Regions from separate parts of the Mus musculus genome. Here region 2 is linked to region 1. The links are chromatin loops, found by intact Hi-C in ENCODE. Cell type or tissue: left cerebral cortex. All regions are shown on one strand. Links, peaks and the distances in the headings refer to the core of each region. The heading gives the core; the rest is flanking DNA.

Region 1 (5,367 bases), core at 124-5,123:
GAAAATTGTTCCCTTTTAAAGAGCTCCTTTAGAATGCTCACCTTCTAGAGAACCACTAACAGCCACACTCAGGCCAAATCACTACTTGAGATAAGAAAGACACATCGAAGAACTGCCTTAAAAAACCCAATCTACAAAAAAAAAAAAAAAAAAAAAAAAAAATCTAACCTCAAACATTTAAAATTCCAAGATCAAAGAAACTTAGAGAAAGTGAGGCAGAAAGATACTATTGATAAAATTCAAATTCACTCTCAAATAACAATCTGTTCTCCAATCGCCCCTGATGAATTCGAAGTCCTGCCACCTTTAAAAGTCATTACGTTTAATTGCATTAAGACTTGAAATATCACTCAATTTACTTAATGTACATCTAGATTTGACCAAGACAAGTTATTAACTTTTTTTCTATTTCTGACAGAAACCAAAAACCTTAAAACGAGAAGACTTTTCAAAAAAAAAGTTGAAAGCTGTTAGTGCTGCCTTTTAATACAACACTTTTCAAAATAAAGTTCAAAGGTGGGGGCGGGGAGTCCTGTAGTTAAGGGGGAAAGAAATACCAGAGAGTTAAACTTACAGGTTTAATAAAATTCTCCCAAATCACCTAGAATACAGCGTCTAATTAACAGTTATTTTAAGAAAGAGTTGGTCAACCTCCTCTACTTTAAATTGTTCCCCAAATGGAATTCTCAAAATTTGGTAAATAAAATATTACTAAGGACTTGTAAGTATAAGTCCAACTCCTTCAGTTTTATTTTGTAACCCCCTTACATTTCACTGGCACCCGAAACACTAGCTTAATTAGTACTGGTTATCTTTGCCTCAAACCAAGTATCCCAAATCCATAATTTAGAAGTCAAAAGATATCTCAAGTTAAATACATCAACTTGCTCACAAATGCTTCTATCACATTAAATTGTTTATTTGTTATCTCAATAGGTATTTTCTGTATTGACAGCATACGATCAACAGTATCAGGTCCGTCAAACAGGAAGGCTTACTGTTTGTACAGCACTAAGAGGATGAAGGGGGCAACCTCTGAATCCTAACCGACACCATCAGTACTGTCAATCAAGCACAGTAAAACCTCCTAGCGCCTTAAACCCAGAGACTTCGATAACTGCTCCCTCCAGAAACGGATACCTGCACTGCAGCTTTATGGCTCAGTGGGAAATTTTTCGTCCTACCCCTTCCCAATTTAGATTTGCAAGTTATATTCCTAAAACAAAACCACGAAGGAACATAAGACTTAGTTGGGAGGAGCCCCTGGCAGAGTTAATTACAGCAGGGCCCAGACCGTGGTTAGCAATTGACAGTTTTCACACCTAAAACAGTCCCATAAGCTCCAACAAGGGCTTTTGTTTGCAAATACAGGGCGATTTCTATACGCCTCAACAGGAAGTAGGAGTGATTGGGGTTCTTACGAAGGTAAAGGGGGGCTATGGCGAAGGGAAAACCCTAAGCCAAGAATCGGAGTCCGGTAACCGTAAGGCAATAATTCCTCGCCCCCTCCCCCAACTTCCCTCGCTTCAAACCCAGCTCCCTCGGATCAAAAAGCAAAAGGGTTTCTGCCCTGCAATCCTATCTGCGCCACAAGAGCCGGAACCAGCTCTGCGAGTGGGAAACAATAGGGACTCCCCCCCCTCAGAAGGCCCGGAAGAGAACCCCGAAACTGGACCGCCTCTCCTCCCCTCTTACGCCGCCGAGTCTCCCCCAAACCCTCTGTCCCCACCAACCTGCAAGGCCTACTTGCAAGCGAGCAGCCGCGGCTCCTCTCCCAGCCGAGTCCCCGGCCAGCACAGCCCTGCCACCCCCCGCAGGGCTGCCCTGCCTCGCACTCCCAACCTCACTCGGGTGTCCCGGCCGGTGTTCCGTCCCCGCTCCCGTCTACCGCACCGCTCGTCCAGAGCTCCCCGCCGCTCCTCCTCCATACCCCGCACACGCCACATTCCTCGGTTCCACTCCTCTCCGCCGCCCCCGCTCTTCTCAGCGGCCACCCGCCCGTCCTCCCGGGCCAGGCCTGGGCCTCGGGCTTCTGCCCGAAGGGGGCTCCCTGATACCCTCAGGATCCTGCCGACCCCGACCACGCCGCCTCACCCCACGCCCCGCGGCTCGGGCCCGAGTCCTACCACCGAGGCCACTCCCGCTCCGCACCCTCGGTCCTTTATTGTTGACTCGAAGCTCCCAAAATGGCGGCGGCTCCTTCCTCCTCGGAAACCTCCGCCCGCCCCCACCCGGCCCCTCGCCGCGACGCCCGCCGCCCCGCCCCGCCCCCGCCGCGACGCTCGCTGCCCGCGCAGCTCGCCGCCGCCGCCGCCGCCGCCACCCCGCACTACCTCGGCCGGCGCCCGCTGTGCCGGCGCCCCCGATGTCGCCGCCGCCGGGCTGAGCTGACTCTGCTGCTCTGCCCCCTCCCTCGCCCGCCGCCGTCGCCTCCCTCCCTCCTTCCCAGCCGCTCCGCATGGCGGCGGCCGCGGCTCCTCCTCCTCCACACAAGATGGCGAGAGCTCGGCCGCTGCAGCTGCAGCCGCCGCGGCGTCACGGCTTCCTGGGCGCGGCGGGCGAGGGTCGGGAGAGACCGGCCTTTGACGGGGCCGAGCTCAGGGAAACACGGGGTTGCTTTCGGGACGGAGGGACGGACGGATGGACGGACGGGCGAGAGGGCTTGCCTGCAGAGCTGACGAGACCGCTGGGGAAATGAATGGCGGTGGCCGAGGACTGTCGCCCTTGCCTTCGTTCGTCCCTTCGGAGCTGGGCTGACGGGTCCCGGGCCGGAGGGGACGTCTGCTGACTGCTGACCTCGGACACACTCGGAGGGCAGCCTGCGCGGGTCCGGAAGCTGAGCTGGGATGGCCGGGAGGACGCTGCGAGGCCAGGGCGTGCAGAAAAGTGGGGCCTTTGGGGCCGATGCTGTCTGAGAGGGAGCGGGAAGGGGCACCGGGGGAAGCAGTGAGCCGGGAGCGCGCCCTCGGTCGTGGGCTATCAAACCCGGAGTGCAGGCGAGGTGACCCTTTGCTCCTGCCCGCAGTGGCACTCTTCTAGAAAGAAGGGCGGATCGCCTCTACCAGTGAGGGCTCGCTGTGCAAATGGGAGACCCGTAGATTCTCCTGCCTGACCCTTACTGCAGATATTTGTGCGTTTGTTTCTATGATTCTCGGATCCTGATGTCTTATCCTTAACCTAGAAAGTCGTCTTGTTCCAAGCAAAACAAACTTTTTTGTTTGTTAAGTAAAAATCGAGCTGGGCCGGAGAAAGTTAAAAACTCGCGTCTTACGCTGCTGGAGGGCTGGAAATACTGACAGTGGTTAAACCCTTTGGGACAGTGCGATTCCTTACTAAACACCGACGTTAGGGAATCCTGGACAGTCAGTACTTAGTCACTGACTTGCAGCTTCCATATTTTTACCGCTGCTTCCAACTTGAGACCAATCAGAGAAAGCCAAATATGCTCTCTAAACCAATGACTCCCTGCTTCCAGCCCTCCTGCTTCTTAGCTAGCAACATCCAATCAGAATAAGTCTGAAGCCCCCCCCCCCCTTTTAAACCGCTGCGCTCTCCTGTTTTTTGTTTTTTGTTTTTTACTTGAGAGCCCAAGTCTACCAAACTCCAGTGCATGCTTGCCATAGCAAGCACAGAGTAGAATAATAGCCAGTTGTCATTTGTGCCACCACACCCAGCACTCTTAATGTATTATGATGATGGTGATGCTTTTTGCAATTCTGAGTTTAAAGCATTTTTATCTCCCACCCAGATTTTAAAATAGCTACTCCTGCAAGGGAATAGGCCCATACCTTGTGTTCACTCTGGAGAGAAGCTAAGTGATCTCTTAGGAAAAGCTATGAGGCTTTGTTTGCCCCTTTTGCTTGCTTGGTTGGTTTTAAGACAATTTCTCTGTGTAGCTCTGGCTGTCCTGGAACTCACTCTGTATAGTCCAGGCTGTCCTCGAGCTCATAGGGACACCTGCCTCTGCCTCCTAAGTGCATTCGCCACCAACCCCTGACCTAAAAATTGTTTTTATTTCTCTTAAAGTTTATTTTATTTGATGTGTATGGGGACCTGTATATCTGTTTACCATGTGTGCCTGGGAACTGAGGAGGCCGGAAGGGGTCCTCTGATCCCTTGGAGCTGGAGTAACATGATTGTGAGCTACCATGTAGGTGCTGGAAATGAACCATGCTGTTCGCAAGTGCAGCCTGTGGGGGTTTTTTTGTTTTGGTTTGGTTTTGGTTTTGGTTTTTTGGTTTTTCGAGACAGGGTTTCTCTGTATAGCCCTGGCTGTCCTGGAACTCACTTTGTAGACCAGGCTGGCCTCGAACTCAGAAATCCTGCCTCTGCCTCCCAAGTGCTGGAATTAAAGGTGTGTGCCACCACCACCCGGCCTCAGTTATTTATTTTTTTTAAAGATTTATTATATATATAATAATCTTTTATAAAGATTTATTATATATATGAGTACACTGTAGCTGTCTTCAGACACACAAGAAGAGGGCATCAGATCCCATTACAGATGGTTGTGAGCCACCATGTGGTTGCTGGGAATTGAACTCAGGACCTCTGGAAGAGCAGTCAGTGCTCTTAACCGATGAGCCATCTCTCCAGCCCCCCCCCCTCCCCCGCAGTTCTTAACTGCTTGGCCATCTCTCCAACTCACGTTTCTCCCTCCCTCTGTCACTCTTTCCCTTTCTACTTGTTTCTTTCTCCTTCCTTCCTTTCTGCGTTTTGTTTTGTTATGTTTCCAGACAGAGTTTCTCTGTTGCCCTGGCTGTCCTGAACTCACTCTGCAGACCAGGCTAGCCTCAAACTCACAGAGATTCACCTGCCTCTACCTCTTGCTGCTGGGATTAAAGATGTCTCCGACTCCATGTGGCCAGACTTTTTTTTTTTTTTTAATGTGGGTTCAGTTTTATGACACATTTTTTTCTCCCTAATTCAAATAGATTAGCACTAAGCTAAATCTCTTGCCCTGATTCTTCACCTCCCCCCCCCCATTCTTATTTTAAGGTGAATTGTAATTATTAATCTCCATAAAAATACTTTTTTGGACCAGGCTTCTGTTGCCCAAGTGCCCTTAATCCCAGCACTTGGGAGATAGTCAGGTGAATCTTTGTGAGTTTGAGGCCAGCCTGGCCTACATAGTCCCAGGCCAGCTAGGGGTACACAATGAGGCCATGTATTTTTTTAAAGGGGGGGGGGGGGGACTGAGGAAATTGTTTAGTGTTTAAGGGTACTGGTTGTTCTTCCAGAGGTCCTAAATTCAATCCCCAACACCCACAGAGTCGCTCACAAGCATCTCTAATGGGATTCCCGCTTCTGGCGTGCAGGTGCACATGCTGATAGAACACATACATAACGTAAATAAATACATCTCAA
Region 2 (5,367 bases), core at 280-5,279, 150 kb after region 1:
ATGAGATGGCTCAACAGGTAAAAGCTCTTGCCACCATGCCTGACATTTTGGTCCCCAGAAGCCACATTATGAAAGGAGAGAGCCAATGCCCACAACTTGCCCTCTGACCTCCACATAGACACTGTGGCACACATATGGGCACACATATAAAATAATAAATGCAACTTTAAATTTTTGAAAGAAATTAAGTTTCGGGTTTTACCTCAGACCCACTGTATCAGAAGCTACATCTGAACCAGTTTCCTGATCGTCCATTGCACAGTAAATTTGGAGATCGTCTGGTGAGAGTTCCTCCTGCTCCCAGCCGGAGCCCCCAGGTTCTGTTGTCTTCTACCCCCTACACACATTGCAGACTTTAAGTCCACCCAGCATGGGGGAAAGGACAGAACCCCATCAGCCCTTCAGTGGCCCCCACTTTTCCACTAGGACCTTTCTCTGGGGTTGGGGAAAATGGGTGGTTCCTGGAGCAGACCCTGACGGTCTGAGCTCAGGTCCTATCGAGTTCACCTAGCTGAGACACCCACACCCCTGCAGCCACTTTGCAGTGACAACCTGAGTCTCAGGTTCTGCATCTATAAAAAGCAGTGCCTTTCAGGAGGGCATGCAGAGCCCCCTGGCCAGCGTCTAGAGGAGAGGTGACTGAGTGGGGCCACGTCACTCGTCCATGGCTGGAGAACCTCCATCAGTTCTCCCAGTTAGCCTGGGGCAGGAGAGAACCAGAGGAGCTGTGGCTGCTGATGGTGTTTCTTCCCCAACTGTTGTCCCAGGCATCGAACCCCAGAGCGACCTGCACACAGTCCACCGCTGAGCCACACCCCAGCCCTCCACCTCCTCTGCTCCTGGTTACAGGATTGTTTTTGTCTTGAAGGGTTTTGTTGTTGCTACTTTTTGCTTTGTTTTTGTTTTTGCTTTTTTTTTTTTTTTTTTTTAACATAAGGTTTCTCTTTGTAGCCCTAGCTGTCCTGGAACTCACTCTGTAGACCAGGCTGGCCTCAAACTCAGAAATCCACCTTCCTCCCAAGTGCTGGGATTAAAGGCATTCGCCACCATCGCCCAGCCCCTGGTCTTGTTTCCTAAGGTTTTCCTGCTTTACTCGCTACCCGTTGCACAACCGCTTGCTGTCCAAGTCTGTTTGTATCTACTCCACTGCCCACTAGCCTTGCTGGACTGGACCTGCGTTTACCTGGAAGCCTTCACTAACTTCCCTTGTCTCCACCTTCTGGAGAAATCTGAAGGCTCACACTGATACCCTCCGCTTCTCCCAGAGTCGCAGTTTCTTAGGCCTCAGTTAAATACTAGAATTGGATCTCAGGCTCTGCTATCCCCACCCTACCTAACCAACCCCCTCCTCTCCCATCCTTACTAGCCAAAGCCCTTTCAACCCTTGGGGCTTTTCCTACACCTACACACCAGGGCAATTTTAGAACTCATGGCTCTCCTAGGAAAACGCCTACCTCCTTGGAGACAGCACCCTCTACAGTCCAGGAGGCAGACACTCAGACAGAGGAACTCTGTCCTTCAGTCGCGGGAGTTCCAGAAAGAGCCATACTCCCCTGCAGCTAACTAAGCTGCCAGGACCCAGCCAGAGCATCCCCCTTTAGGCCCGAGGGCCAGCTCCCCAGCCTGAAAAACCTGTCTGGGGCCCCTCCCTGAGGCTACAGTGCCCAAGGGGCAAGTTGGACTGGATTCCCAGCAGCCCCTCCCACTCCGAGACAAAATCAGCTATCCTGGGGCAGGGCCTCATTGGCCCCAGGAAACCCCAGCCTGTCAGCACCTGTTCCAGGATCCAGTTCCCAGCGCAGTATGGCATCCACACTGCCTGTCCAGACCTTGCCCCTGATCCTGATTCTGCTGGCTGTCCTGGCTCCGGGGACTGCAGGTCTCTATTGCTGGTGGGAGCGAGGAGGGTTTCAGAGCGCTAGACAGGGAGCATTGTCTCCCCAGGGCTCTCAAGGACAGAATGTTGGTCTAGCTGGTTGGGGTTGAGAGTTACTAGTGGTAGGGATCAGGTGACAAATTCCTGGGCTTCTTCCAGATCCAGGAGTCAAGAAATTTGGGTAAGTGTCCAAGGTTTGTGTGAGTTGGGCGAGACTGGGGACTGACTGGGTGCCATGGTCTAGTCTGGGTGCCATGGTCTAGTCTGGCTCCCAAACAGCGCGGCGTACCCACCATCTGCAGCTCAAGCCTGCCATCTGGTGGTCAGATCCACACGCTCCTCTTCTGTCTCTGCACCCTTAGCAATGACCACCCACCCACCCCGCCAGCTCTGAGTTAAGAGGGGGCTAACTCCTGAGTTCCCTCTCGGCTCCCTAACAGACTTCAACATCTCAAGCCTCTCTGGTCTGCTGTCTCCGGCGCTAACAGAAAGCCTGTTAATTGCCTTGCCCCCATGTCACCTCACGGGAGGTAATGCCACATTGATGGTCCGGAGAGCCAACGACAGCAAAGGTAGACCTCCCTTGTACCCATTTATTCTACTCGTCGTAACCCCTCTTAACGATACCCAAGAGCTGCCCGTTCTACAAGAGTGGACTGCTAGAAATCTGATCTTGCCTTTCACTCCTATTTCCCCTCAGTGGTTAAGTCAGACTTTGTGGTGCCTCCATGTCGCGGGCGCAGGGAGCTTGTGAGCGTGGTGGACAGTGGGTCTGGCTACACCGTCACAAGGCTCAGCGCATATCAGGTGACAAACCTAACACCAGGAACCAAATACTAGTAGGTACCGATGGACACCTGTGGAGGTGGGATGCAAAAAAGGGAAGTGGAGGTCCCGTGAGGGTGGGGAAGTGCCAGGAAGCATGAGTTAGAGAGGGCACAGCTAAAGGGTAGGAAATGTGAACCTGGACCCCAGGAGGGCCCAGATGGGACACATAGCTAGAAGGTGGAGGCTGGAACCCCTCCTCCCGAGTGCCAGATACGTACAATCTCTGCTTTCTCTCAACTCCTGCCTCTAAAGCATATCCTACCGAGTACAGAAGGGGACATCCACCGAGTCCAGTCCAGAGACTCCCATGTCCACGCTTCCTCGTAAGTAAAATGCCCGTCTCTCACACTTCCCTAAGCTCCGACTTTTTTCTCCTAGAGCAAGTTAGATAAACTGTTTTCTGAGCGCTCAGTCGCTCTCTCTCCCCCGCCCCAACCCCCCAGTATTTGGTATGGCCACCTCCTGTCCTGTTCAATCATCTCTGCACTAGAGGTTCCTTGTGCAGAGGGATGATGTCCTCCTTGGTGGCTCCTAAGTGTTGCTGTGAGGGGGGTCTATGTTTGCTTGACTGGTTGGCTGGATGACCAGTTGAACTGATGCTGGCGGCTACTTGGATGGCTGGGCTAAGCTGTGAACCACAGGAGCTACCTAGGAACCCCTTCAACTCACAGAGGTTCTCCCATCTTCTTCTGACAGGAAAAAACATGGAGTCTATTGGGTTAGGAATGGCCCGGACAGGAGGGATGGTGGTCATCACAGTGCTGCTGTCTGTGGCCATGTTCCTGTTGGTCGTGGGTCTTATTGTTGCCCTGGCACTGGGTGCCCGCAAATGAGAAGGGCTCTCCTGCATCCCAGGCTCCTCCAAGAAGTCCAGCCTGCCTCCTGCCAGGCTGTAGTCACTGGCTTCTCAGTGGCTTTTCTTCCCTCTCCCCGCCCCCTCCTCGAGTCCACTCCTGACAGTGCCCCCTCCCTGCTCCCTGTCTCACCTTGCAGCACTCCCTGCTAGCCCCACTGCAATCCTGCCAACACTGATTTATCTCTTAACTGTACTTAATTCTCACAATAAAGGCTGACCCACGTAGTATGTCTCATCTCCGACCATGTCTATGTGAGTCACCCCTTTAGCTGGTCCTCTTATGCACATATCAAAAGTACCAATGTCAAGGTCACGTGCATGTCATTCTCTCTATCCCCAAACCCCAAGGGTGACTTTTCCCAGGAGGGAGGCAAGCAGAGGCAGAGATAATGAAAGCCCTCCAAGCCCCAGACCTAGGGCTTGGGTTTTGCATCCTGCACTCAGTAGATGACCCAAGCAGGAGTCTGAGTTGGGCAGGGGGTAGAAGCTGGATCACCATGTGAGGGTGACTGGGAAGCTGACAGAACTAGGGAAGAACTAGAGAAAACACAAACAGGGCAGGCCCTGGAGCCTGGGTGAAGAACATGCTAAACGGTTCTAGACCCTAGAGCCGAGGTGGACGGAAGCTCCCTGGAAGGGGGGGGGGACCACAACTGTGGTAAACAGGCAGTGTCACCCTCGTCCATTTTTAAAATATAGTTTTGTTCTATAAAAGTTTTATTTATTTATTTATTTATTTATTTGCTTGTTTTTATTTGTTTGTTTGTTTTCCAGAGCTGAGGACCAAACCCAGGGCCTTGAGCTTGCTAGGCAAGTGCTCTACCACTGAGCTAAATCCCCAACCCCTGTTTTTGTTTTTTTGAAGCAGGGTTTCTCTGTGTAGCTCTGGCTGTCCTAGAGCTCTTTGTAGACCAGGCTGACCTCGAACTCACAGAGGTCCACCTGGCTCTCCATCACCCAACTAACGGTTTTATCTTTCGAGTGTGAATGTGCATATAGTATGTTGGATACATTGAGGACAACTTTTGGGGCATCCATTCACTCCTTCCACGTGGGTCCCAAGGATCAGATGCGGGTTTCGGGGTTTCACCACACACAGTTAACCACTGAGGTAGGCCACTGAGGCATCTCCTTTGTTTTTGTCCTCCCCACGATGTGTTCCTGATGGGAAGCCGTGATCTTTACTTTGCTTGTAGGGTGAACACCCCAATGTGTAAGGTGATCTTAGGGCCAGAGCTGAAATACACAGCTTCCCCTCAGCTTTTCCCAGCATGCCTCAGGAGCCTCTTTTCTTTCTTGCCACAGGGCCTTTGCACAGAGGATTCTGTGTGCCTAGACTGCCCTTGTGACTCCCGTTTTCATAGCTCACTGCCCCTTCCCCGGGGAAGTGTCTAACCTTCATCAACCCCTTCCTCCACCCTCTAATTCCTATCCTGCCCCACAGTGGTACACACACAGGCTCACAACTGTGTGTGTGATGACTCCGCTGTCCCCTCCTCCAGACCGCAAGTTCCCTGAGACCAGCTACTTTGATCTTGGGACAAAGATCTTGTCGTGATCTTTGATCTATGACGGCTGGTTCTATAGTGCTGATGACAGACACAGTAGGTACTCAGTAAATGGTTGTTGATTTCAACTCTTGGGAGGTTGAGGAAGATTGCCCAAGTTCAAGGCCACCCTAGGCTTTATAGTGAGATCCAGAACAGCCTGGGCTACACAGAAAGACCCTATATCTCTCATATTTTTTGGTTGTGAACCTAGCCTTTATTGGCTGAGTCCAAGAGACCCTATCTCAAAAACAAAACAA

The links. Hi-C counts contacts between places; a loop is a spot of excess contacts. Peaks named below come from ENCODE experiments on the same cell type or tissue, not always from the same donor. Only the 100,000 strongest peaks of a DNase experiment are listed, where the experiment ranks them.
Region 2: a loop joins it to region 1, with 2.1 times the contacts of the local background. A loop is called at or near these places in 1 of 42 quality-filtered maps.

Annotation. Positions count from the first base shown.
Region 1 is chr9:44,601,712-44,607,078 of GRCm38, reverse strand. Ddx6 (DEAD (Asp-Glu-Ala-Asp) box polypeptide 6) reads right to left here and starts at 2,187. Exons shown (of 14, transcript NM_181324.3): 1 at 2,127-2,187. In left cerebral cortex, for the core only: a CTCF peak has its summit at 2,673; DNase peaks (open chromatin) are centred at 1,938, 2,473, 3,025, 3,430 and 2 more places; H3K4me3 peaks cover 3,466 bases; H3K27ac peaks cover 2,720 bases.
Region 2 is chr9:44,451,143-44,456,509 of GRCm38, reverse strand. It overlaps Upk2 (uroplakin 2), which reads left to right and starts at 1,743. Exons shown (of 5, transcript NM_009476.2): 1 at 1,743-1,879; 2 at 2,317-2,448; 3 at 2,577-2,715; 4 at 2,957-3,027; 5 at 3,401-3,795. The coding sequence starts at 1,804. The coding sequence ends at 3,537. In left cerebral cortex, for the core only: CTCF peaks have their summits at 1,487 (motif pointing left) and 2,201 (motif pointing left); DNase peaks (open chromatin) are centred at 1,373 and 2,173.